2 separate regions of the Homo sapiens genome follow, and region 2 is linked to region 1. A link is an interaction called in ENCODE POLR2A ChIA-PET data of the cell type or tissue named here. Cell type or tissue: Caco-2. All regions are shown on one strand. Each heading gives the region's core, and the rest is flanking DNA. Links, peaks and the distances in the headings are about the cores only.

Region 1 (5,379 bases), core at 325-5,324:
AGTGTCTCAAACAGAGGCTGCTCCGTATAGTCCTTCACTATTGGTTTTTTAAATTAATGAGCTTCTCTTGACATGATTTTGTGATTTTTGTTCTTTTATCTTAAGATTTGAAAGTTGAGAGCAGCATGTTTTGCCCACTGAAACTCATCCTGCTGCCAGTGTTACTGGGTAAGTAGAAGCTAAGGGACTCCGTGGGGTATTTGATTTCTCCTGAGTTCTGTGCATTATTAAAAGCCAATTTTACATATTTTCGATTCCCTTGGGTTTGTTGAAGATGGAAACCCTAATGTGGAACTTCACAGTTTTGTTGAAGCAGCTGTTGTTGAAGCCAACTAGCTTATGGTTTCTTGGGAAGCTGAAGCTTCCTGTTTCCATTAGAAACAGAATGCATTTGGGTCCTAAAGGGTGTTCTGGGACCCTCTTACGTGACAAAGGGAAAGTTTCTCTGTGGCATTCCTGCACTTTAAATTGTTATCTTTAAAACCACAGTTCGCCTTGAATCAGGAACTGAAATTACCAAAGAGAGACCCAGAGCTGTTTTTCATACTGTGGCCATGTCAGCCTTCTTGTGGTTCCTCAAATGGACTGAGCTCTTTCCCAATTTATGGTGGTTTCCTTTGCCTGGAACCTTCCTCCCAGCACTTCAACCTAGCAAGCCCGCCCGATGCTTCCTTACCCTTCAGGTTTCCCCTTATGCTCCACTTCCTTCTGAGGAGCCTGACCTGGCCATCTCCTCAGACCAGATTGGTCTCCTGTTTATGCCTCCACCTAAGTGCTGAGCTTCTCGTTGCTCATCTCCACTGGTTTCTAGGTTTTCATCCTTTTCCCCCATGCCTTTTTCTTTATCCCATGGATGTAGTTCTGGAAGGAGAAGAAATTAATCAGGTGCTTTGCTCTCATAGCCTTTTCTTTTTCTCTTTATTATTATTTTTTGAACTTTGGACAGTAATTTAAACCCTGACTCAGCAAAGTATACAACAGGATTGCCTTTGCTCCTATTCCAGGCAATCCAGAGTGTGTACAAACATGCACACAGGCACGCACACCAAAATGGTGTTCATTAGATAATTTTTCTCAAAGAAGCAGGGTTATAATGATCTCAGAAGGTATTTAGACATTTTCCTAGAGGTCTGTGGAGCAGCCTGCAGGTTTTTGCCCTCCGATCCAGAGAGCTACCAGTCCAACCCCTGTATGTGGTGACTTGGTGGCACTGGGGGTTTTGTAGTTTTTTGTGGAGAGGTTTTCCTTTCTTGCAGAAAATCTCATCTTCTTCAGCTGTTTCTCTACCAAGATTGCCCTTCAAACATCAGTTTCTCTTTGCTTTGGTTGCTGTTGTTGCTTCCTAGCAGTCCTTCATTTAATTCTACACACAGTGTTCTTAATATTAAATTCGCTTATTACACTTTCAATCACACATGGAGCTGCTCAATTCTTCCTTACAGGAAAATTCCAAATATTTGTTGGAGCTAATTTTGATTTCTTTCAAAATAATTCCCTCTGAAGGGTTTAGAGTCGATGTTTTCTTTTGTGTCCTCCCTGCTGTGTGAGCCTACTGTTGGGGCAGGAAGTTAACTGTCTTCTCTCAGGGAAACAGCTTGGATGAAAAGACTGGCACATTTTCTGTTCATTCCCATCACTTGGCTCTTCTCTGATATGAACTGGGCAGCATCTAAATGTATCTTTCTTGATTTTGTTGTCTCTTTGCATAGAGCATATCTTGTGAAAACAGAAATATCCATGTAATGGTTTTTTCTTGTAGTGACCGCTCGAAATTGCTTGAGCAACATAGAGATAATGGGCAGGGGTCCCTGTGTGAAGCACCTAGAGGCTGGAAAGCTGATGGCAAAGCTGGAGGGGTGAGGCAGGGAGAGGATAAACACAGTGGAAATGCAGGAGGAAAGCTGTGCTCTGTGGTGGCCTAATTACAAGGACCTGCCCTACAGCCAGAATCAGCCAGCAAATGCTTTTGTAAAGGAACTAAAAGAAAGGGAAAAGAGGAAGTAAACAAAAGGTCCCTTTTCAGAGAGGGAACCAGTGGGAGATTTAAGAGCAAGGAACAACCCATTTCGTCGTTATGGTAAGTGGAGGTGAGTTTCTAAATTGATGATCAGAAAGGAGAGACTTCTGGGGTTTCCCTTATTTCTTTAGAAAGGTTGGGAGGAAGAATTCCAGAAAAGTGTAAGGGGCTGGATAGGAGGAGGGAGCCAGATAGCATTTATTGTAGTATGAAGATTGCAGAATCCTTCTGATGAGCCATATAGGTAACTAGAGGACAGGGATGCCATGCTGCCTTTGAACATGCCTCCGAGGACTTTGTCTATGTTGGATCATCCAGGGAGAGGGGTGTTTAGTACTCCATGATTGGAATTGATTTTTGTTGTTGAGAGTATTTGTCTAAATGATGTGTCCTCTTGCCTTTGACTTCTATAGATTATTCCTTGGGCCTGAATGACTTGAATGTTTCCCCGCCTGAGCTAACAGTCCATGTGGGTGATTCAGCTCTGATGGGATGTGTTTTCCAGAGCACAGAAGACAAATGTATATTCAAGATAGACTGGACTCTGTCACCAGGAGAGCACGCCAAGGTAACGCGGGGGAAACATCACTATGTAATAGAAGCCCCTGACTGCTGGTGTCAGGACAGAGTGGTGTAAGAGTCAGGCATCAGGTGCCACCAGGAGGTGTTGCAAGAGCCGGGGCTTTGGAGATTATCAGAACTGGGCCTCGTCCTAGCTCAGGAATTTGGTTATGTTATCAGCTGGGTAAGTAAGTTACTCAACCTTGCTGATCTTAGCTTCCTGAGCTGTGAAGAGGAAGGCAATTACAATAATGGTAATGCTTACCTTTCAAGTAGTTAAGGGGCTGATGGGAGACACAAACTTGAAATGAGAGGTTCCTTGTTCTTGCACATGAAATTCTTTGAGTTTCCTTCCTTTATCTCTACCCTTTGTTAAGTAGCAGAAGCAGGTGAGAGGGGTAAATTCCGAGGTTCTAGAAAGGAGAGCTCTGACCTAGGCATAAGAACTATACCACAATGATCTTTTTTGGGGTGGGGAGGAGGACAGATTCTTTCAGTGTTTCACTGCTCCATGTATGTGCTGGGGAATCATCATTTTCTCCTTTGTGGCTGCTTAAAGTGTTGGGATTAGCAGATGCAGCATGGTGGGCGAGGTTCTTTCATGGAGCTCTTTGGAGTGAGGAACAGTGTATTAAGCCTCATCAGACAGTCTGTATAGATACTCGTATATCAGGATCATTTGTGAAAAACATCCCAAGTAGTTTGTTACTAACAATAAAGTCCTAATGTTTGCAAACAAAATATTGTTTTTGTAGCTCAGAGCACATTCCCTGTTGTCCCTATAATGCTACTCTCATTCAAATTTTTATTGGCCTTTATTTTTATACGAGGGATAAACCCATAGTGTAAGTAGAAATAAGAATTTCTGCTGGGTGTGGTAACTCATGCCTGTAATCCCAGCACTTTGGGAGGCTGAGGCGGGGTGATCACTTGAGCTCAAGAGTTTGAGACCAGCATGGGCAACATGGCAAAACCCCATCTCTATAAAAAAACAAACACAAAAATTAGCTGGCTGCAGTGGCATGTACCTGTAGTCCCAGCTACTTGGGAGACTGAGGTGGGAGGATCACCTGAGCCTAGGAGGTTAAGGCTGCAGTGAGCTGTGATTGTGCCACTGCACTCCAGCCCGGGTGACAGAAGAAAACAATACAAAACCAAAACCAAAAACAAAAGAATTCCCCAGGGCCCAGCCTGGAACCATTCCCTGTGGATGACTCCTTTTGTGTTACGATACTGCTGCCGGGAGGAGGGTAGAAATGAGAAAAGTGGCAGCCAGCCGGCCATGCCTGGAATTCTTACGCCAACACCACCCACAGCACTAGTGAAAATAGATCATGCATTTGAATGCCATCTAATCCGGGGCTGTGGCAGAAAATAGGGTGAAAATGAGAGATGGTTTTCAAAAGTTGTAAGTTAAAAACCGTAGAGTGATCTTCAGAGTGGGTGCTATATTTTACCTTAAACTGTAAGAAATAAAATGTGGACTGCATTTCTCCATTTGTCTTTGTAGAAAGGGAGTTGCAGAGCTTGTGCAAGTTAGACTGTTGCCTGGCACATTATTTTTATTAACTGGGTACCAAATGCTTTTGGATCATGATCATGATGATAGCTCTGCTGCCCCCACATAACAGAGTCTTTGGGATCCAGGCTCCTCGGTCTGGCACCTCTTTTGATTGTCTCCAACACTGTTTTGCCCTTCAGGACGAATATGTGCTATACTATTACTCCAATCTCAGTGTGCCTATTGGGCGCTTCCAGAACCGCGTACACTTGATGGGGGACATCTTATGCAATGATGGCTCTCTCCTGCTCCAAGATGTGCAAGAGGCTGACCAGGGAACCTATATCTGTGAAATCCGCCTCAAAGGGGAGAGCCAGGTGTTCAAGAAGGCGGTGGTACTGCATGTGCTTCCAGAGGAGCCCAAAGGTACGCAAATGCTTACTTAAAGAGGGGCCAAGGGGCAAGAGCTTTCATGTGCAAGAGGCAAGGAAACTGATTATCTTGAGTAAATGCCAGCCTTTGGGCTAAGTACTTACCACAGAGTGAATCTTCAAAAAATGATCATAATTATTTCAGTCAATAAAAATAGAGTTATTTTATTAAATAAAATATTGATAATTATTGTATTATTACTTTAAACACACTTCCCCCTCACAAAAGCCCTGTGAAGGATGTTTTGTTCACATATATGTCCAAATATGTTTTGGACACATATTTATTAAATGGAATAAATAGTACTTGAACCCTGGCACCTCTGACAACAAAGTCCATGTTCTTTTTACTATGCCCTAATACCTTTCATCAGTTATCCACATTGATGCTACATCTGTATTTTATAGGTACCCTATGTTAGGTGATCTGGGGGATAGAAAAGAAATAAGCAGGCCAGGCTCAGTGGCTCATGCCTGTAATCCTAGCATTTTGGGAGGCTGAGGCAGCAGAACTGCCTGAGCCCCAGGGTTCAAGACTGCAGTGAGCTATGATGGCACCACTGCATTCTAGCCTGGGTGACAGAGCAAGACTCTGTCTAAAATAAAAAAAGAGAAAAGAAAAGAAAAGAAAAAAAAAGAAAAAGTCTGGGTGTGATGGCTCATGCCTGTAATCCTAGCACTTTGGGAGCCCGAGGTGGGAGGATCACTTGAAGCCAGTTTGAGACTAGCTTGGGCAACATGGTGAGACCCTATGTCTAAAAAAAATAAAAAATAAAAAAAAAATAATAATAATAGCTGGGCATGATGGCACATGACTGTGGTGGTCTCAGGTACTGGGGAGACTGAGGTGAGAGGATCACTTGAGCCCA
Region 2 (5,379 bases), core at 274-5,273, 150 kb before region 1:
AGCTATGCACCTGAGTGTTTTTTTTTTTTTTAAATAAACAAAATAAAGGGAAAATGCAAACACTTCTCCTTCTCTCAAAAGAAAAACACTATTATTCTTTTCGGAGAGAGGAGAAGGGGAGCAATTTCTGGTTTGAAAGATTGTGAATATCTTCAGAAGACTAACATATTTGAGAAAAATCCTAATTCTTCTAGTGTATATGTCTCCTTATAGGAGGAAGCTGGACTTGATCTTAAATTCGGTGCCTGAAAGAAAACCATTTTTTCTGATTACTGAGATGTTATTCTGATGTTTTTCATAGTAAGGCTAAGGATCAGATTTTTTAAAAAAGTCTGTCCTAACAGGACTAAGCTACAAATGATGCCACTCATCGGAACAGAAGAAGCACTTTGCTTGGGAGGGCCTTTGAAGTGCTGAGCTTAAGAACAAGTCTCATTTGCCTACAGGTCAAAAAGCTTTTATAGTTCTTCCTTTTACATCTGCTTTCTATAGCTGCACATGACTTGCTTTCTACACCTACACTTACCACCTCTGTGTCCCATGTTAAAAACATTTATTTAAATAGCTTTTACTAGGTGATTTTTTTTTTCTTTTAAAGAAAACAGCCTGACAGCTTTGGGATCACGACTGGCATCTGTTACTATGGAACCACCTGTTACCTGGTCTCTTTTTGTACAGTGGAGAGGACAGCGGAGGGGAGGGACTCACAACAAAACCAACAATAAAAGCAAACAAACAAAAAACCCCAATTTCTGCTCTCAACAAACAAACAAAAACCAACTTTTGTTCCAAACTTAAATTCCAATTGCAATTAAGGACTCAAAGAATACTTAATTTGGGAAGACCCCATTCTAGGTCATCTTATTTGCTGCTATTGGCTCCTCCACTTACCAGATTGTTGCTTCAGCTGCTCTTTTTGGATTGCCGCAAACTGTTTGGCATCAGCCAGGGAGCCAAAAAGAGCAGCAAAGGGGTTACTTGAGATGTTGTTGTTATTCTCCTGGTCTGTCATTTCACTTTAAGGTATCCTCCATCCAGACCTAGTGGGAGAGGCTGTTCAAAGGACAGGTATTAGACACAAGAGGGCAGATGACACAATAGCTGTAATATACCTGTGGTTGTTTCTTTTCCCATTTCTCAAATACAATACATTTTAAAATACTTTGGGTTAAGATTTTCCAATTCCTGTCCCCAAACTCAAGACATTTTTGGCAAAATGGTTACAAACCTACCAGCTGGACTCGGTGGCTTGATTTGTGGATAGCTGAAACTAAAAAGGCTAAAACGTTCAGCTGGAATGCATTAATCTGTTGATATACTTTTATTTGCAATACCTTTAAGAAAACAGGTTAAGTAGAAAGAATTATTGAAGTCAAAGAGAGAACTCACCTACTAATTGTAATAACAATGTGGCACTGAAAAATAATAAGACAAGAATTATGGATTTCCCAAGAATTAAGCTGGCAGTCTAGTTCTCATTCACTGGGGTGAGGACAAGGGACTTCTATGACTTAGGGCTGGGGATGGATATTTCTCAGCTACATATAAATTAAGTAAAAGCCCATATCTTAGATTTGGACTCTGGCAAATCAGGACTGGAAGCAGTTCAGCTGTATGTTGTGGGTTTTTAACATAGATTAAGCAATCTATTTATTTCTAGGCTTAAAAATACTGATATTTCTTCCACTAAAAATTAAATGGTCTTTGCTTCATGCTATATCTAACCTTCACTGTTTACCTGATTTCTTAAAATAATACTGAAGAAACACGAATTCCAACGGTCAGGTCTACTGTGTAATATGAAATATAGATACCTCAAAGGTGTTTAGTAGAGCTGGCTGAGCCTGCATTCACACTCTTCTGATTACATTTCCTCATTCAAGACCAAGTGAACTCAGTGGCACAACAGAATAAACAGGGCTCCCTGAAAGGCTTTCTCCCCTTTCTGAAATTTTAAGGCCATGACATAGAAATATTAAATACAACACTGAAAAGGGTGGGAAGAGACAAAGGGTATGAATGTTTTGTTCATAAGGATCTTGAACTGCTATAAGGACAGAGACCTTAGAAATAGCGGGAGTAGGGGTATAAAGGAAGAAAAAAAGAACATTTGGTCTACCTTTGGTTTATTGAGGCAAGACTCCTCACAGGATCATATCAACAAAAGCTAATGTGGGCCAGGTGCAGTGGCTCATGCCTGCAATCCCAGCACCCTGGGAGGCTGAGGCAGGTGGATCACCTGAGGTCAGGAGTTCAAGACCAGCCTGGCCAACATGGTGAAACCCCATCTCTACTAAAACACGAAAATTAGCCAGGCATGGCGGCAGGTGCCTGTAATCCCAGCTACTTGGGAGGCAGGAGGCTGAGGCAGGAGAATTGCTTGGACTCGGGAGGCAGAGGTTGCAGAGAGCTGAGATTGTGCCACTGCACTTCAACCTGGGTGACAGAGCGAGACTTCGTCTCAAAAAAAAAAAAAAAAAAAAAAAGCTAATGTGGTCGAAAAAGTTACCCTTATTTACCAGAGAAAGAGATTATTTATAACATTTCTTGACAATTCTGAGGCATCTTCAGCACTTGCTTCATGCTCCTCTGCCATTTTTTCCACACAAGAGCTAACGGCTAATTAGCTGTAATGACTTAGGCAGTCTAGTCTCCTCTCAGTGCAGCTCAAAGCTTTACTGCTTCAAGGAATTGAACTGTTATTTGGATTTTTAGTAGAGACGGGGTATCACCATGTTGGCCAGGCTGGTCTCGAACTCCTGACCTCAAGTGATCCTCCCACCGCGGCCTCCCAAAGTGCTGGAATTATAGGCATGAGTCACTGCGCCTGGCCTTCTGTATTTTATTTTTTGCTATGTATATTTCAGTAAGCTTAATAATGCAAAAAAAGGGAAAGATACCATATTTAGTATTGAAATTAATGAGAGGGATTTTCCCCATGTAATTACCGCACAAGTTTAATTATTACCTGTAGTTAATGTAAAAACACCAAGAATTGTCTTATTGTTAGCTGACCACCATTCTACTTCCATCCTAAAATACCACAAATTCCAGAGGAATGCAAAAAGTATATTGAGCTCTTGTTATTTCTCTCTCTAAAACATCACATTCATTTTTTTCCTTTGGGTATCCACTCCACTCAATCCAGAAGAGGCTGACCAGTTCAGAAGGGGTTGACCTCACCCACTAGCCCCAGGAATGAACATACAAGTCTGGCCAGGCTAAAAAGAATACAGCATTTTCCAGCCAAAGCAACTGATCCAGGAGTGGGCACAAGACACTATGGAGGCCTAACAGAGTCAATGAATACCAGCTTCAGGACTTCAGCTGAATCTACGGAAAAGTGAGTTTTCTCCTGATTGAGTTGATAAGCCAGTAAGATAGAGTTGCCATCTTTACACCATTTAGAAAAGGCCTAGCCTAAAACCAAGCCAACATACACTAGAAAACAGAATTGAGAGATGGAAAGATAAGTCTGGACTTTTCAGTTATAAAAACCAATAAAATTTCCCTAAATGCCTAAACCAGTTTGATGTTTTTTAAAACACAACTGAAAAGTGTCCAGATTATTACAAAGGACATGCATCACCTGCAACACGTAAGCAGAAAGGAAGCTGAAAGCCAGGAATATAGGACATATGACAGAGAAGCTCTTAAGACTATCAAGAAGGCCGGGCACAGTGGTTCATGCTTATGATCCCAGCACTTTGAGAGGCCAAGGCGGGCAGATCATGAGGTCAGGAGTTCAAGACCAGCCTGACCAACATGGAGAAACCCCATCTCTACTTAAAACACACAAAAAATTAGCCAGGCATGGTGGCGTGCACCTGGAATCTCAGCTACTCAGGAGGCTGAGGCAGGAGAATTGCTTGAACCTGGGAGGCGGAGGTTGCAGTGAGACAAGATCGTTGCCACTGCACTCCAGCCTGGGCAACAGAGGGAAACTGTCTCAAACAAACAAACAAACAAAAAGACTATCAAGAGAAACAAAAAGAATTTATCACCATAAACTGCATTACTTCCTTCTTTCTCAATACTATACTGTTGCACTGTATAAAGAAACTAGCTTTCTACATTTTACCTCTATTTTTACTAGGATTTTAAACTTTCTGCATTGTATTTCTAAGCAGATCTTCTACATTGCTAGGCTGTAAGCTCTTCTGATTACATGTTCATATCTGATTATTCTTTCTTCTGTGTCTGGCATTATACATCACAATCACAAAATCCTAAATAAGTAGTTATTGAATGGCTTCAATCTTACATGTAGTTCTTTCTGAACTCCTTGTAATCAACAGCATCACCCATGACCCTACTTCAAGGTAAGGGCTTTACTACTTGTCTTAGGTTGCAGTGGAAGGTCAAGCTACCAGGCTAGACACTGGTTCTTTGGTATCTTGGCATGTGTAGAATGGTGGATGGAAATAAGTCTCTGTTGTCATCTCTACTATCTGTAAAAAACAAAAAGGTTCTCACCTATCTTTCACTAAGCTCATCTTTTTCACACGTATGTCAAATCTGTGCACAAACTTTTTTTCATTAAAAAAGGGCTAAAACTGTGTAGTCACTTATAGAAAAATTTTACAGGAAAAAGGAGGACTGATCACTTGATGAGAACCTTTGTGGAGATGCCAGTTTAGATTTGTTCAATGGACTTACCAAAGTAAGAGTACCCAGATAATCACCCACTCTAAAGGTCCGATAAAATGAAACCTAAATATTTTGTTTAATATTCAATAATGTCATTCGGGATTTATAATCTCCTATTTTCAGCGCCGGGCGCAGTAGGTCATGCCTGTAATCCCAGCACTTTGGGAGGCCAAGGCAGACAGATCACTTGAAGTCAGGAGTTTGAGACCAGCCTGGCCAATGTGGTGAAACCCCGTCTCCACTAAAAGCGATTACAGGCGCATACCACCACACCTTAGCCAGGCTGTAATCCCACTACTTGGGAGGCTGAGGCAGGAGAATCACTTTTAAACTGGGAGATGGAGGTTGCCGTGAGCTGAGATCGTGCCACTGCACTCCAGAGCAGAGCCTGGGTGACAGAGCCAGACTCTGTCTCAAAAAAAAAAAAAAAAAAATACACACACACACACACACACATATATACATACATATATGTATGTATTTTTTTTCCTATTTTCAACTGCCATACAGAGATACAACACTATCCTGTTGTCAGACACTTTGGGATGGTACAGCTACCAACCTTAGAAGCTTTTGGATTTGATTCTTTTAAAATATATCCTCCTTGAAAACAAGTTTCACTCTGATACACTTGCTGCAAAGATCTATATCTATAATAGCTGTCCTACAAAATTCTGTCACTTCCTCCTAATACAAGCTTTTGTTTATGAATAGTACCACTAATCCTTT

Evidence for each region. Peaks named below come from ENCODE experiments on the same cell type or tissue, not always from the same donor. Only the 100,000 strongest peaks of a DNase experiment are listed, where the experiment ranks them.
Region 2: POLR2A ChIA-PET joins it to region 1 with 6 read pairs; 10 of 35 experiments call an interaction of 5 or more read pairs at or near these places.

The regions. Positions count from the first base shown.
Region 1 is chr11:118,209,613-118,214,991 of GRCh38, reverse strand. JAML (junction adhesion molecule like) reads left to right here. Exons shown (of 10, transcript NM_001098526.2): 2 at 106-168; 3 at 2,431-2,585; 4 at 4,280-4,505. The coding sequence starts at 126. Among named protein-coding and RNA genes, the nearest start is that of JAML, 13 kb to the left of the region's middle. RefSeq lists a silencer at 2,424-2,718. In Caco-2, for the core only: no CTCF peak of the experiment used is centred there; DNase peaks (open chromatin) are centred at 677, 1,029 and 2,671; H3K4me3 peaks cover 203 bases.
Region 2 is chr11:118,360,714-118,366,092 of GRCh38, reverse strand. It overlaps UBE4A (ubiquitination factor E4A), which reads right to left. Exons shown (of 20, transcript NM_001204077.2): 2 at 892-1,053. The coding sequence starts at 1,012. Among named protein-coding and RNA genes, the nearest start is that of UBE4A, 3.8 kb to the right of the region's middle. In Caco-2, for the core only: no CTCF peak of the experiment used is centred there; no DNase peak of the experiment used is centred there; H3K4me3 peaks cover 160 bases.